Regions from separate parts of the Homo sapiens genome. Here region 1 is linked to region 2. Evidence: chromatin loops called from intact Hi-C (ENCODE). Cell type or tissue: sigmoid colon. All regions are shown on one strand. Links, peaks and the distances in the headings refer to the core of each region. The heading gives the core; the rest is flanking DNA.

Region 1 (2,800 bases), core at 198-2,697, 85 kb before region 2:
ATAAAGACAGGATTTTGTTGTGTTCATTATTGGAGGAAGTACTTGCAATGGATTGTAATAACTTCCCTGCCAAAGGTAGCTGTTTTTTGGCAAGAAGTAAGGAAAACAAACCAAAGGAAAGGAGGATTGAGGGGCAAGAGGCATGAAGTTTTGCCCTTCTTGAATATGCCCCGAGTTGTTCTACAGATCACTGAAGGGCATTTGAAGGTGTGAGGGGAAGGCTTCCTCTCCTTTGGAGGGAGTCAGTCTCTCTGGGCCAGGAAAGAGACATGGAGGCAGAGGGGTGCGGGAAAACCTTGTGTGAAGAAATACTGGCTACAAATAAAGTTTAGATTTTCAATACTGGCACAAGCATTTTTTTAAACCTATCCCAAATTCAATTTACTAAAATCCACGTGGAATTAACCTCCTGACGAGTGAACCCCACTCACTGACAACAGTATTTCTGCCATTTGTGTGTTTCTGGTAAGAAGGATGGAATTTATTTAATTGAACTGTGGTTTCGGTAAAGCACACTGTAGATTTCCTGGCATCAGCTTCCCTAGCTAGGATTACATTGGCCTGGGTTTCTTTTCAAAAGAAACTCTACCTGCCCCATGTAATGCTGGATGATATGAATTTAGAATCTTGCTAGAATGTGCCTGAGGAACTCAGTTGAAAGGACTGTGCATCCAGACAGGCTATATAATAAGAAACATTTGAATCCCTTCTTTTAATGGGCAAGATTTATGCACAAAGTGGTATTTGGTTTTCACCTTGACCTTGCTGTCTGAACCATAGCCTTACTCACTGAAGAAATGTCCTATGGTTGAGATATTTCTAGCCAAACGTTTGTATCTCAACCTTAAATTTTTTTTTCGTTTTTTTTTTTTTTTTTTTTTTAACAGAACAAGGAAGAATCACACTGTCTTCTTTTTCAAGGCCATAAAATGAGAACCACACATTTAGCCCCAGTCCAACTTGGGAATTCTAAACACTTGGAACAATTATACTCAGTTTAGTCTAGTCCTTTCTTTGGAGTTGAAACCAGTTGAAACTCCTGCTGCACTCTAAAGAGCTCTTGTCCAGGAGATGCAGCCTGTGATTCTTGTTGGAACACACATCTGTTTCTGGCTGGCCAAATCCAAAAGTGGAATCCCAATTGCAGTTTTCATGGGTGGCAGAATTTCAACTTCATTATAATGTAACCACCTGGGTTGCCTTCACTTTTCTTTTTCTTCTTAAGGATGAAATAGGCAGATAAGTATTCATTCAGCTATTAAATTACATTTCCATCCTGTAACGTCTTATTTCCTTTTTCTCTGGTGAAATATATTGACTTGATGGATTATCTGCAGTGTCATTTCTTATATAGACCTCACAATTTTAACTTTCAGAGTTTCTTCCAGTCATTTGCGGATGTGGTTTTAGCTTTGTAAGATTTTATTTTACCCCAAACAACAAACAGCAAAACAAAAATTACTAGATGGTTTTGATTTAACAACAATCTCTTGGATGAAAAGTAAGCAAGATATTTAAATGAATGGAAAGAAATTGACTTCTTAAAAAATTGAATTGGAGCCTGAAACTTGTGAAACATAAAAAATAAAATGCTTCTCTGGCAAACAAGTTGTAATATGATTAGCTTGAACCGGGAAGCTGAAAGTATTATTCTGGCCACCAGGGGGAGCACATATTGTTCCAGGAGATGAAGACAAGCATGAAGATAAATAATACAATGTAAAAGATTTGTCGTTTTGTTAAAGTGGCGACTTTCCTGTTGTGAAGGTCTACTTAGAAGAGAAGGGCTCTTGCTGTTGTTGTTGTTATTATTATTATTGTTAGCCAGATGCTCGCACATGTGGTAAAAAATGGACTTTCTAGGCTCATCAACACATGACTTAGCAAACAAGTTAGCTTAGACATCAATAGCACCTTGAAAATAAGTTTCACTTCCAACTTTGACTCTAATATATACATAGATTGAAGTCTTTGAGTTTAAAATAAACATATGTGAATTTTAAAAGCAACTAGCCAGGCACAGTGGCTCACACCTGTAATCCCAGCACTTTGGGAGGTTGAGGAGGAAGGATTGCTTGAGCCCAGGAGTTTGAGACCATCCTGGGTGACCTAGCGAGACCCCATCGCTATCAAAAAAAAAAAAAAAAAAAAAAAAAAAATTAGCTGGATGTGGTGTGCATGCCCATAGTTCCAGCTACTTGGGAGGTTGAGGCAAGAGGATTCCTTGAGCCCAGGAGAGGGAGGCTGCAGTGAGCTGTGATTGCACCACTGCACTCCAGCCTGGGTGACAGAGTACGACTCTGTCTCAAAAACAAAAAACAAAAAACAAAAAACCAACCTAATCTAAACTGATATTTTTGGGAAATAAAATCAATTTCATTTATATTTGTGAAATTTTAATTTTTTTGGTTCATTTGAGTTTGTCTCTCATTTTAAGCAACTTATCTATATTTAGTGATCTTTTTGAAAGTTTTAATCATTTAAAGTGACAATACAATATTTCTCTGTAAGGACCAACGTATTACAGAGGCAACAAACAGCAAGGAAAATGATTATCTTCTCACTCTCTATTTATTTTAGGATAAAATCCAGAAAGATTACCATGGGTGAGGCAACGATAATTTATTTCTTAGATTTAAAAAAAGGAGCCTCTCTTACCATCTGTAATGTGGTCGTTTGCACATATTTAACTCAGAATACCAGCTGTGGAACATCTTTATGCAGGAAGCAGTTTAGGAAAGGATAGGGGATGTGTAGCTAAAAGTTGGCAGAGCTATCTGGTTCAAAGTCTCAGTTTTAC
Region 2 (2,800 bases), core at 219-2,718:
TGGCTTGGCTTTTTGAGCTTCAGCTTTCTCCATGGGAAAATCATGCCCTGAGTAGGCATTGCTCCTTCAACCTGTGTCCTGGAATGAAGACACATGGAACAGTCTGGAACCTAAAACAAAGCCTGGAGTTCAGCTGAGATCAGCTAAGGTGTGGCTGGGACCTGTGCATATGGAATAAATGTTTGCTCTTATAGGTAAATGCGATGTGGAAGTTGTTCATTACTCAACATTATTGCAGCAGAAGCCTGGTGAATATATCCTTAGAGATAGAGGGAAGGAAGTGAGAAGAAGTTCAGGAGGAGGCTTTTGAATTGCTGGGGATAATGGGAATAAGCAAGCACTCTAATAAGAGGATATGAACTTCCCCTAAGATCAAGACCCTATTTGAAGACTCCAAGACGTTACTGATGATGAACGGATTACTATATCAGGTAATACAGTGCTCTGTGAGTGAACTGCAAGAGTAATTACTTGTATCTCAAGAAAACCACTCCATGATTCTGAGGACAAATCCTGAGGTCATTCATTGAAAGAATGAATAGAAATTGGGATGGATAAATAAAATTGTGTGTGTGTATGTGCATGTGTGTGTATGTGAATGTGTGTGTGTATGTGTAAGTGCACGTGCACATGAATGACTACGTATGTTTATGCACTTGTGCATGCATATACATGTACGTGTGCTTGTATGCATGGGTGTGCATTATGTGCGTGTTTGCCTGTGTGTGCATGCATGCGTGTGTGTGTGTGTGTGTTCTCTGTGGAGGGAGGAGACTGGAGATTCTCTTCCCCAACATTCGAGGCCAGTTTGCCAAAAATCTTGGTGCTAACTGTATGTCCAGGTTACAGATCCACACGCAAATGCAGACCCAACAACACTGAGGCTCATCTTTTGGGTTTCTCCCCATCTTCTTCACCATGACTCAGTTCTCCAAGAAAAATGTTGTTGCTACTTTCAGGAACAGTCCAGGATGAGAGCTTAAGGTAGAGTCTGGACATGTGCATGGAAGCACAGCCATGATTCTATCTAATTGGCTCAAACAAAAGTCTTGGACAGTATTTTGGCTTTTTTTTTTTTTTTTTTTTGAGACATGATCTTACTCTGTCACCTAGCCTGGAGTTCAGTGGTGCGATCATAGGTCACTGCAGCCTTGATCTCCCAGGCTAAAGCAATCCTCCCACTTCAGCCCCATGAGTAGCTGGGACTACAGGTGCCCACCACCACACATGGCTAATTTTTTATTTTTTGTAGAGGTGGGGTTTCACTATGTTGCCCAGGCTGGTCTCGAACTCTTGGGCTCAAGTGATCCTCCCGCTTTGGCCTCCCAAAGTGTTAGGATTATAGGCATGAGCCACTGTGCCTAGCCTATATTTTTTGTGATTGGTTTTCTGAGTCTATAAAGAAAAAAGGATGTTCTTCAGCTATTTGGGGACTTTTGGCTCCACCCCAGGCCCATAAGTGAATGCAACAACAAGGTTTAATGACTGTTGGACACTGTGTTTATCGAGAGACATTCTGCAGGGAAGCAGAAACAACATAATTGCCTATAAAAACATCCTTTAAAAAGTTAGCAGTCTAATCCATAAAAATGAATTTTGGCAGGTGCAAATGTAGCCAGGGCCAAGGCAGGGCGTGCGGTGGATGGGGGCGGGAAATCCATTCAGGCGCGGAGGCTTGCCTGTTGTTGTCCCTGGAGTGCGCCGTCCTCTCTCTTGTTCCTGCTTCTTTTTTACTCTCCTTTCTCCTCAGCAGCCATCCTCACAGGTTTGATGTGTGTCCTTCTTTCCTGCCTTCCTGCTAGCTCTGAAGGGCATTTTTATTTGACATGGATGTGTATGGGGGATGTCCCCTGGCTCCTGACGCTTTTTCACTCAACACTGTAGCTTTAAGACCTACCCTTGTTGCGCCCGATGCACCTGGTTGGTTGCATTAACTTCTTCATGGTATTCCTGACTGTTCCTTACTGCATTAGTTCTCCGTCTCTCAATCACCTGCAGCTTCCCACAGGTACAAACAATGCTGGGTGAACATCCTGGTTCACATCTTCCGATGGACCGGGGTGGGGACTTCCCTGCGGTATGTACCTAGAAGCAGATTCCCTGGATCACAGGGTGCTTGTAGATTTAGAAGATGTAGAGTAGTCTGTATGTCTCAACTTGAAGTAATTCTTGCATTTTGTTCTTCCTTCACAGCCCTTCCACACCAATTCCTCCAGTTGGTCTCCCATTTCTGTTGTGATGCTGCTTTCCTGCAGGCTGGGTACCTCCCAGTCATCTTTGTCTTCTCTCTTCCCTTTCCCTTCATATCCAATCAGCTTCCTCATGCTCCTACCTCACCAGGTCTCCCATCCACACTTCATTTTTTCATTCCCACCGTCACAAGTCTGCATCAGATACTGATCATCCTTGAATAGATGAACAGTTTTCTCACTGTCCCCCACTTCAGGACTCTCCCTACATGAGCTGATTGTAGGTAAAAATGCACATTTGAATCTGGTTACTCCCTGGCCTCCAACATCCAGTGACTCCCCACTACCTTCTGGGCTGGAATCTCAGAGCCTATGGAAAATGACTCTGGTCTTCTGTCCCCAGCCAAGCCCCTCCTTTAGTCTGTCTCTTACACCCTCCTTCCTCCAGCTCCTCCTCACTGCCCTTGAGCAGTACCAAACCTCTCCATTTCTTCCAGTCCAGGATTGTCAAACTTCAGAGAGCAGAGGGAATCTGAAAGAAAGGGTGGAGAAGGCTAATGATCTTATTGTGACAATTCCTGCTGAATGGATCCAATGAGAGAATCACTGTT

What was found. Peaks named below come from ENCODE experiments on the same cell type or tissue, not always from the same donor. Only the 100,000 strongest peaks of a DNase experiment are listed, where the experiment ranks them.
Region 1: a loop joins it to region 2, with 3 times the contacts of the local background. A loop is called at or near these places in 1 of 110 quality-filtered maps.

The regions. Positions count from the first base shown.
Region 1 is chr20:21,718,142-21,720,941 of GRCh38, forward strand. It overlaps PAX1 (paired box 1), which reads left to right. Exons shown (of 5, transcript NM_001257096.2): 5 at 1-340. Among named protein-coding and RNA genes, the nearest start is that of PAX1, 14 kb to the left of the region's middle. In sigmoid colon, for the core only: CTCF peaks have their summits at 1,652 (motif pointing right) and 1,852; a DNase peak (open chromatin) is centred at 1,680; H3K27me3 peaks cover 385 bases.
Region 2 is chr20:21,803,443-21,806,242 of GRCh38, forward strand. No RefSeq gene overlaps it. Among named protein-coding and RNA genes, the nearest start is that of PAX1, 99 kb to the left of the region's middle. In sigmoid colon, for the core only: no CTCF peak of the experiment used is centred there; a DNase peak (open chromatin) is centred at 1,659.